2 separate regions of the Homo sapiens genome follow, and region 2 is linked to region 1. The links are chromatin contacts, found by Hi-C or POLR2A ChIA-PET in ENCODE. All regions are on one chromosome and are shown on one strand. Each heading gives the region's core, a stretch centred on a gene start or an enhancer-like site at or near the end of the contact. The rest is flanking DNA. Distances are from core to core; before and after follow the strand shown.

Region 1 (5,240 bases), core at 1,103-3,602:
CAGATATTTTACATGATGACTTGGGGCTCCAGGAGCAAGTGTTCCAACAAACAAGGAAGAATGTAAGATCCCTTATGACCTAGCCTCAGAAGTCACATAGGGTCACTTCCACACCCAGATTCCACTGGAGAGGACATGGAACCTGCCTCAAAGTCTTTTTTGTAAAGAGCTTCTTTGGGCCAGGCACGGTGGCTCATGCCTGTGATCCCAACACTTCAGGAGACCGAGGTGGCAGGATCTCTTGAAGCCAGGAGTTTGAGACCAGCCTGGGTGACATAGCGAGAACCCATCTCTACAAAAAATTTAAAAATCAGCCAGGTGCAGTGATGCGTGCTTGTGGTCCCAGCTACTTGGGACGCTGAGGTGAGAGGATTGCTTGAGCCCAGAAATTTGAGGTTGCAGTGAGCTAAGATTGTGTTACTACACTCCAGCCTGGGTGACAGAGTGAGACCCTATCTCAAAAAAAAAAAAAAAAAAGATGCCCTCTTAGCTCTCATTTTTCACTCCTTTCTAAGAGAGGTCAGACCAGGACTCCAGGAACAGATGCCATGTGACAAGACCCCAGGGCCTTTATCATCTTCTTGTCAAAATCACATGCCCTTGGGCATAGCACCTCATGAAACAGGGCCTTGGGAGTGAATGGGAGTGAGGGGGTCTACATGGGCTCAGCTGCAGCTGCCAGACCACAGCTTTGCAGAGGCGTATGTCCTTTGACACTGGTGAAATGCCACCAACGTGAAAGAACATATCCCACCTTTCCTGCTACCTACCTCTGGGGCAAGGTTTCCTTCCCTTGCACTTAGGCAACCCAAACCAGACATGGGGGGCCTGAGCACGGCCACTGCAGGCCCACAGGCATCCTTTGTGAAGAGCTAGGCAGGGGCCCAGGGTGGCATGATCAGGGCTTGGCCTCCTGTGGCTGGCTGCGCATGGCCAGCCCAGACCCGAACATTGGTGGTTACAGTTTCCAGGCCTCCTGGGAGAAAAGCCAGCAAGGCAAGTTCTCCCTCCCCCACACTGTGGTCCCCTGGAGGACTTCGGCCTGAAGGACAACTCCCCTGGCCAGGCCAGGCAGCCCAAGCTGACCCACTGACTGGCTGGGAGCCCAGCCCTCTCCCTCAGGGAGCCCCCATCCACTTCCTGGTATTGCTCTGTGTGAGTGTGCACGCGTGCGTGTGTGTGTGTTGGGGGACATTCTGTTTTTCAAGGACTTGGCTCTGTGCAGTGAAGGGATCTGTTGGAGAATGATGAGAGACCTGTGGGTCAGGGAACATACTCCCCTCTGCTTCCCAGTTCCTCCTCTCCTAGGGAGGGAACTCCCCATGAACAAGCATTCCTGCATCCTGAATGGTTGGAGCCTCATGGCTTTGTTCTCCACCCCTCCCCTGCCCAGACTCCCGAATGCCCTTTCTCAGGCTTCCCACAGCTGGCTTTGAAGAGTTATGGGGCTCCAGGAGGGGAGTTGAAATTCCGCACTCTCATCCTCAGCATCATCATTCCCTTCCACTGTGTTTGCTATTTCAGCCTCCATCCATCCGTTCAACAAGTGCTTACCAAAACTCCCACTGGGTACTAGGAAGAGAGAGAGAGAGGAGACAGAAAGAGAATGAACACTCAAACTCAGACCCTATCCTCAAGGTGCAGCAGAGAGGAAATCAACTTGGAATTAGAAGCCACATGACTGGAGAAATGCTGAGGCCAGGGCCCCCGGGTGCCTGCACGGTGCACTGGGTTCCAGGAAGGAAGGAGCAGCATTGGAACTGGGCCTCCAGGGATGGTTGGGATTTGGGTTAGGCAGATACGCAGGGAGAGGGAAAAGGATTGCAGGTGACAAGAGCAACATGAGCATGGGGCATTGTGGTGGTGGTGGTTGGGGGGATGGTCACCTGAAAGGGACACATTTGCTGTCAAGAGAATTTGTCCTGCCCCATTCATTGTTCCCTGTCTGAGCGTTATCTAGCAAAGGAGAAGAGGATCTGGTGAACTGAGTCACACCAGGCTGTTAGTGACCATCTTATTTCTCCCAGCAGGGCCTGTATTTAAGAAGAGGGCTGTGGCTGTGCAGGCTTTGGGGCAGGGCATCAGTTTGTGGTCCACATCAAGCATCTAGGTGTGAGGAATTGAGCCTCTGTCCCAGACTTGGGTGGAGAGGAAAAGGAAGGGAAATGTCTGAGCTCCAGGGCAGGGGCCTTCCCTCCCGAATCCACATCTCTTTTGGAGTTGGGGGAGTAAATGGGGTTTTCATCTCCTCTTTGCTGCTGGTCTCCCAGCTCCTTCCACTGCCAGGCCTGAGCCCGCTGTCCCCTCCCCACTGCTCCCTCACTGCCATTCTTCTTCCAGGACATCCTGTGACTTAACCAAAGGCATGAAAGCTACTGATGGAAGGCCGTTGCTCTGGCTCTCCAGGGGTGAGCTGGGGTCAGCCCATGCCCTGGGACTGGAGGGCTGTACAGCAGCCTGTGAGCCGCGTCACTGACTGTGATGGCAGGCAGGGTGGGCTGGGGTAGGGGAGCACGAAGCGGTCTGGTTCAGTACACTAGCTTGACCTGGAATCCGCATGAATCATCCACATTGGCCAGCTAGCCCATCCCCAGGGGACCCTGTAATTGTGCAACCAGCCTCTCCCCTCTACCCACCCTCCTTCTCTTGATAAAACCTGGCCAGAAACTCAGGCATAGAGAGAAAATGGATGCGGTGACAATTCCATGTGTTATTCAGAATTAACTAGGTGAATATCGCTGAGCTCCTCTTAGGTAGTAGGCATTGAACGATGCAGAGATCTCGGGGAAATGGGCCTTATCCTCAGGGACCCTGCAGCCCTCTGGTTCCAGTGTCAGCAGCCCTCACTAAATGTCAATGGATGCGCCCAGAAGAGGAGCTAGGACTTCATAGGACGAGACAGGTTCTCTAGCGCCTCGCCTCGTTTACAAAGCAAATGGTTGAACCACTCCCTGCCCTGAAGTGCTGCACTTGCCTCAAGGCCTAGTGAAGGGCTGGGGGCTGGCTTGGGCCCTGCATGCATCCTTTTCCTGTATACCCCCCAATTTAACATCTAAGACCCCTTGCTGCCTGGCCCCAGGCTTGTCTTCCTCCCTGATCTCCAGACCCCCTTGTTCCAGGAACAACAGACCCCTTGCTCTTTCGCTCACATCCCCTCCCTCATACATCCTCTCTCCCCTCCTGTTCTCCCATCCTTCCATCACAAAGCCCCTCCTCCAGCATCCTGCGCGTTTAAATTTGTAGAAACCTAGTCCCAGACTAGATCCTATGTCTGCTTCTATACCTGAGTATATGTTACTCCCAAGGCATTGATGTGTTGATTTCACTTATTAAAATGGCTTCTCACCTTGCAGAGTAGGGTACTCTGAGGCCCAGTCAAATAATTTCTGTTTCTGTGAGGCAGGTTTGGGAGGCCAATAGGGCATCAGGCCAGTCCAGAATATTCACATAGAGAAACAGAGCATCAGCGTGGAAATGAACCTTAGACACTTCACTGTCCCTTGACTCCCACTCACAAAGATGTGAACTAACACCCAGAACTGATGGCAGGTAGCACCTTCCATTCCACACCCTCGACGCAGCCAAGGAAAGAATCCCAGGGGGAAAATGAAAGAAGTACTCTGTACAAAGCTTTGTTTGTGTTAGCAAAACAATTGGGAAACATTTCACGTACTGAACAACAGCTAAGCTAATCCAACCTCAGTTCATCAACATGAGAAAATGCGCCCCACCACTGAGCCACTGAGCATGACTCGTGGGAACCAGTTCTCTATATGTACACGCATGTTGGAGATGATGGAAAAGAAGAATGCAGAGTCTGGAGTAACACGCTCCATGATTCTCTTGTTCCATTGTATCCATTTGTATTTATTTTTAAAAAATAACAGTGTCTATTTCAGATTGTAAAAATGATACATGTTCATTCTGGAAAATTTGAAAAATCAGAAAAGTGTAAAGATGAAATTTTGAAATCATACTTTGCCCTACCCTCCCAAGGTACCACCCTTTGCATTGGGTGTTTTCCTTTCACTTGTTTGTTTGTTTTTTTTCCCCTATGACTGTATATGACAATTTCCTACCTTTTGCCTTTGATATTACAACATGGCATCAGGAGCGTTTCCCCATTGTATTATTTATACCATATTTTACTGATTGTAATATTTCAAATTTTTTTTATCTCTGTTTGGATATATCTTCAACTGAAAGCATGTCATAGTTAATTACTACATCTTTTTCCTAGATGGATGTAAAATAATGGTCAGTTCTACAATTGATTGAATTAGATTTATTAAGATATGGAATGTGCTTCAAAGTATGATTTTTATGCCTATATAATAGTTTATTTTATGAACATAAACATATTTTATTAGCCTCTTATGTTAGACATTTAGGTTTTTCCAATTTTCCACTTTTTTTCTTTTTTTTTTTTTTGAGACAAGATCTTACTCTGTCACCCAGGCTGGTGTGCAGTGGCATGATCTCAGCTCACTGCAGCCTCAACCTCCCAGGCTCAAGTGATCCTCCCACCTCAGCCTCCCAAGTAGCTGGGACTAGAGGTGTGCACCACCATGCTGGCTAATTTTTGTATTTTTCATAGAGACTGGGTCTTGCTATGTTGCCCAGACTGGTCTCAAACTCCTGGGCTCAAGCCATCCACCCACCTCCACTGCCCAAAGTGCAGAGGCTATAGGCAGGAGCCACTGCACCCGGCCTCAACTTTCTACTTTCAAGAAGCATCCCTGAACGAGAAATGTGTCCACACTGCTCATTGTTTATCGGAGTAGATTCCCAGGAATAGATAAAATGAGACAAAACAAATGAGGATCTTAGAAGCTCTGGATGCAGATGCATGTACACATTGAAAGGGTCTAAAAGTAAATATGTGAATATGGAAGGATAAAGATGGGCACTATACTTATTAAGCTCTTATTTTCTGTGGCATTCTTTGTGTATAGGCTTTGAAATGATGATCGTAAGGACAAATCAGTAGTGAATGACTGCATTTATGTGTGAGAGGAGGTGTGCGTGAGAAGGGGCAGAGAAAGGAGAGACAGAGAAAAGGAGAATGAGAAATGTCCAACACTGCAGAGGAGTCCTGGAATACTGGAATGGGTGATGTGGAAGTGAGTGCTCTGAGGTCTGGGGTAGAGCAGGAAAACTGAGAGCTGTTGGGTTGACAGGAGGTTGTTTGGTAAGATTTTTCATACCCTTGAGTTCCAGGGAGATGGCTGTTCAGCAGT
Region 2 (5,240 bases), core at 1,200-3,699, 60 kb after region 1:
GATAAAAATACACGGTTTTGTAGTCAGGCAGATTTGGGTTCAGCGAGATCAGCGTGTTCAGGGTGGTATGGCCGTAGACCAGCCAAATCTAGGCATTGCCAGAAACCTGCCGCATGCCCTTGGGTGAGATTTGGCTCTGGGCTCCTTCCTGGGCAGTGAGAGGATCTGTGGCTCAGCTGCAGCACAGGTGAGGAGCAAAGAAGACCCTCGACAAACAGGCCCTAGGCTTCCCTCTCCCCAGGCTCCCCGCTCCTGATCTCCCTTCACTCTCATGCTCCCCCACCCCTACTCTAAAAACCCCTAAGGCCTCCCTTTCTGGATGAAGTCCTGCCCCACCCTGGCTCCATGGCTTGGCCCACTCTGCCCCTTCCTGACTCACCTGCCCTCACCAGACCTTGAGCCAGCCCCGGTCTCTTCTACCTGCCTGCCCTTCTTCATGCTCCTCTCTGCACAGCTCAGGGCACCGCCTCCAGGAAGCCACCTGGAGCCATCCTGCTTCTTCCTCTGCTTTGCCAACAGACTCTCCGCTTCCTGCCATGTCCTTGCCATGTTTGAGGCAGGGGTATCGTGGTCTGTTTTCACACCTGTTCCTGCTTCTAGGCGATGGGCTCCTTGAGGCTGGGAAACACACCCATTCGTTTTTCCATTCCCAACAGCCAGAGTTCAGCCCAAATACTGGACAGGGATCTTTTCGGACAGAGAAATCTTTTGAGGCCCAGGGTGCAGATGAGTCTTGGCCAAAGCCCCACATCTGCCTGATGGCAAAGCTTTGGATTTAAAACCCTGCGTGAGGAGTGGGACGGGTGAGGCCCTGTGGATAAGCCAGGTTTGCACTGGGCCTCTCTATTCACTACCTCCCCCTTCTCAGCCTCAGTTTCCCCATCTGTGAGATGGGAGAGTGCACTGAAGATGGGCGGGGGGATGTGGAGGAATGCTGAAAGAGCTAGTTCTATGTTTTAGTGGAGGGAGTTGCTGGAAAGGAAAGAGACTTCAGACCAGTTACTTCCATCTCTGGAAATAGAATATGGGGCAGTGAAGACCATGGGCTTCGGGACCTGTAGTCCTGACCCAGCCATTTGCTAGATGAGTTATTACTCCCGAAAGCCTTGGATTTCTTATTTGTAAACGAGAGATAATAAATCCCACCTGGCAGGGTTGTCATGATGACAGTAATCACCCACACCTGTTGAACACGTACAACGGGCCAGGGACTGTTCTAAGCTCTTGAGACGCCTGGTGCCACTGAATACTCAGCAACCTTGCAGATGAGGAAACAGGTATAGCTTATACAAAGTCGCACAGCTGGGAAGTGCTGGAACTGGAATAAAATAGAGTGATGCTGGCTAAGAGTTTAGCACCATGCCTGACACACAGTGAGCCTCGGTCAGCGAGAGGGCCTAGGTCATCTGCCCCACAACGTGTTCACACTTGCAACCTGCAGGCATGGCCCAGGGCTGGGGAGGGGGGCGCTACAGGGGATCCAAGAACCTTCTGGATCATGCAGACAACACAGACAAGGTCCCTGTTCTCAGGAGTTGTGTGAGCCAGTCAGGAGACAAACAATGAACAAGGGCGCAAACAGTCGTTAAGATTACATCAGACAGTGATGGGTGCTGTGAAGAAATCCAACACAGTGATGCCGTAGAGACTTGTGATGGATATGTTAGGTAAGACAGTCCGAAGGACCTCTCTGCAAACTTGAATGGGATGGAGCCGGTCAAGTAAAGAGCATGCGGAAGAGTAGTGCCCTAGAAAGAGAGAATAGCATGTGCTGAGGCCCAGGGCGGGGAGCCCCAGGGTGGGAAGCCAATGGTAGTCAGGGGCTGGGCTACCCAGAACCTTGGAGACCACGCCAGTTTGGATTTTCTTCTAGGTGATGTGGGAAGCCATTGGAGGGTTTCAAGCTCAAGGTTAGCTCTCACTTGAGCTAAACAAAGAAATATGGTAACAACACACCCCATAGAAAGCCAAAGACAGGCCGAGCATGGTGGCTCACGCCTGTAATCCCAGCACTTTGGGAGGCCGAGGTGGGTAGATCACCTGAGGTCAGGAGTTCGAGACTAGCCTGACCAACGTGCAGAAACCCCATCTCTACTAAAAATACAAAATTAGCTGGGCGTGGTGGCATGTGCCTGTAATCCCAACTACTCGGGAGGCTGAAGCAGCAGAATTGCTTGAACCTGGGAGGCAGAGGTTGCGGTGAGCCAAGACCACACCACTGCACTCCTCCATCAGAAAGAAAGAGAGAAAGAGAGAGAGAGAGAGAGAAAGAAGGAAGGAAGGAAGGAAGGAGGGAAGGAAGGAAAGAGAAAGAAAGGAAAGAAGAAAGAAAAAGAAAAGAAAGAAAGAAAAGAAAAGAAAGAAAGGAAGCAAGCAAGCAAGCAAGCAAGCCGGAGACAGGACTCGGCCTTGAGAAGCAGGGAGCCCTGTTCACGCCCAGACCATGGCCTGTTCACTGTGCTGAGGTGAAGGCGACTTGGAGCCTTTATCTCTCAGGACACAACTGGGTGTGTGAAATCCACACGGGCATCTTGGCACCTCTGCAGTTGGGCAGATTCCCTAAAGGGAACAGGGAATCTTGCTGGCCAGGGCCAAGGTGGGAAGTGGCTGTGAAGAGTGTGGTCAGTTTTCCAGCCTGGTGGGTGGGATGTGTTCTCTGACTGAAATTGCAGTATGCTTTGCGTGAATGCATGAGTGGGCCAGGGCTAGGACAGCCAAGAAGAGCAATCTATTCCCGGGACTGACCTTGACTTTTGGCCTCACTTTCGTTGAGCTCAATGGGCAATGCTGGCTCTGAGTTAGCTGTGAGTTTCAGGAAAAAAAAATTCAACTTTCTAAAAATATCAATCCAATGGTGGGTTTTGGGCTCAACAAAGAAACCCCTGACAGTTTCCTGTTAATAAAATAAATATATTTTTCTTGGAGAAATAAACCAAATAAGAAAAAATAAATAAGGCTGGGTGTGGTGGCTCATGCCTATAATCCCAGCACTTCAGGAGGCCAAGGTGGGTGGATCACTTGAGGTCAGGACTTCGAGACCAGCCTGGCCAACATGGTGAAACCCTATCTCTACTAAAAATACAAAAATTAGCCAGGCATGATGGCGCATGCCTGTAATCCCAGCTACTCAGGAGGCTGAGGCAAGAGAATTGCTTGAACCTAGGAGACAGAGGTTGCAGTGAGCCAAGATCATGCCACTGCACTCTAGCCTGGGTGACAGAGCAAGACTCTGTCTCAGAAAAAAAAAAGGGGGGGAAAAATAAAGAAAAATTTAAAAATTTTTGAAAAATTATGTATAGATAACCAACTAGTAGAGGTCTGGATCAGAATCAAGATGGCAAAGCAGAAGTACTTAGTGGTTTGTTTTGTTTTGAGACAGGATCTGGCTTTGTTGCCCAGGCTGGAGTGCAGTGGCGTGATATTAGCTCACTGCAACCTCCACCCGCTGGGTTTAAGCTATCCTACCACCTCAGCCTCCCAAGTAGCTGGGACTTCAGGTGTGCACCACTAAGCCTGGTTAATTTTTTAATTTTTTTTGGTAGAGACAGGGTTTCACTGTGTTGTCTAGGCTGATCTCTTGAAATCCTGGGCTCAAGTGATCCTCCTGCCTCAGCCTCTCAAAGTGCTGGGATTACAGGCATGAGCCATCGCGCCCAGCCAGCAAAAATATTTAGAATCATTAGTTTCCGTAGATGGATCAGAAGTGAAAAGGGGCAATGAATGTGATAAGGAACTAATACACAGAATTAATATCTCTGATATACAAAGAGCTCTTATAAATTATTAAGAAAAAGATAAACACCAATACACCATTAGGAAATAATTGAGGACCTCATAGAATCAGAAGATTCACAAGCAAATAAATGCAAATATCTGCTAAGCAAATGAAGATATAAGCAACCTTACAAAGCATCAAAGACTTGCAAAGGAAAACAATGAGATATTTTTCATCTGAAAATAAGCAGATAAAAATATTATAATATTGGGTGCTGTCAGGGTTATAGGGAAATGGCCATTCTCTTGAGTTGCTGACAGGAGTGTAAATTAGTACAACCATTGTGAAAGGCATCTTAAAATTCATAACAAAAGCATTTTTTTAAAGTGCAGATCTATTACCTAGCATTTTCACTTACAATAATTTATCTTTTTAAAAATTCATGTGTGGAAGAATTCAGCTACTATGTTTGCCTCAGCCTTTTTAGAGTATTGGAAATTATAAAGCACTTATGGATCCAAAAGTAGGGAATTGCATAAGGTATTGTAGTACAGCCACACTGAGGAATACAACGCAGCCGTGAAAATCATGCTGTTCAAGAATGTTCAATGGCACAGGAAAAGGAACCACAACCACTCTCTCCAGCTGGGCATAAAATGGAGCTGATACTCACCACGACATAATAGGAATTATTCTTCCTCTGTATTTCCCAATTTTTCTGTTGTTGTTTTTTTTTCCTACTTTCTTAAAAAGTGAAGAGGAATCTTCTGGAATGTCAGGGACTGTGCCCACAGTTTGAGACCCAGGAAAATTGGCTCAACATCCCTGTTGGCTGTAGACCCACATATGAGCCAAAGCCTCACCCACATGGCTTACCTGCCTCAGTTTCCCATATCAAAATCTGAGATGATAATGCCTGTTCTGCCTCCCTCACAACAAATAGAAAATATAGCTGTGTTAATGTTCTGTTGTTGCATAACAAATTACCCCAAAATGTGGCTGGGTAGTTCTGGTTCAGGGTCTCATTTGGTTGCGTTAAAGCTGTCGGCCAGGGCTGCAGTCATCTGAAGGCTCGACTGGGGAATATACACTTCCAAGCTCATTCTTGCAGCTATTGGCAGGAGGCCTCACTTCCTTGCAGGCTGTTGGCCAGAGACCTCAGTCCCTCACACCTGGTCTCTCCATAGGCTAAGTGTTCTCACTCATGGCAGCTGGCCTCCTCTGAGTGGTGATCCAGGTGAGAGCAAGAGAGCCCAGGCAGAAACTGGAATCTTGTGTAACCCTGGCCACATTCTATTAGTAACACAGACCAACCCTGGTGCAATATGGGAGGGGACTACACAAGGCATGTATACTAGGAGGTGAGATTACAGGAGACCATCCCAGGGTTAAAGTGCTTAACAGGGAAAGGTGTGTTCTAAGGGGCAGTCAGGGGCTATCCATAAGCTCCCAAAGTTCTGACTGTGCCCAGCTTTTTTGGAAGCCCTTGAGAGCATGATGGGGCCCACAGGAATAGTGAACCGGG

What was found. Hi-C counts contacts between places; a loop is a spot of excess contacts on that map. ChIA-PET counts read pairs that join two places held with the same protein, here RNA polymerase II (POLR2A). Pooled maps may share reads with other maps.
Region 2: a map of endothelial cell of hepatic sinusoid shows a loop between it and region 1 (2.8-fold over the local background). The contact joins two enhancer-like sites. A Hi-C loop is called at or near these places in 4 of 168 maps with a recorded cell type or tissue (chondrocyte, dorsolateral prefrontal cortex and endothelial cell of hepatic sinusoid) and 3 of 50 pooled maps. POLR2A ChIA-PET finds 5 or more read pairs at or near these places in 4 of 52 experiments (CD8-positive, alpha-beta memory T cell, Panc1 and WTC11).

What each region holds. Positions count from the first base shown.
Region 1 is chr15:68,607,359-68,612,598 of GRCh38, forward strand. The region is part of intron 1 of CORO2B (coronin 2B); the gene reads left to right. Among named protein-coding and RNA genes, the nearest start is that of CORO2B, 31 kb to the left of the region's middle. RefSeq lists an enhancer at 1,024-1,664. Within about 2 kb of position 2,353, at least 18 of the 41 ENCODE cell types and tissues checked have a DNase peak (open chromatin) inside an H3K27ac peak, as active enhancers do.
Region 2 is chr15:68,666,821-68,672,060 of GRCh38, forward strand. The region is part of intron 2 of CORO2B (coronin 2B); the gene reads left to right. Among named protein-coding and RNA genes, the nearest start is that of CORO2B, 90 kb to the left of the region's middle. RefSeq lists an enhancer at 2,518-3,017. Within about 2 kb of position 2,450, at least 2 of the 41 ENCODE cell types and tissues checked have a DNase peak (open chromatin) inside an H3K27ac peak, as active enhancers do.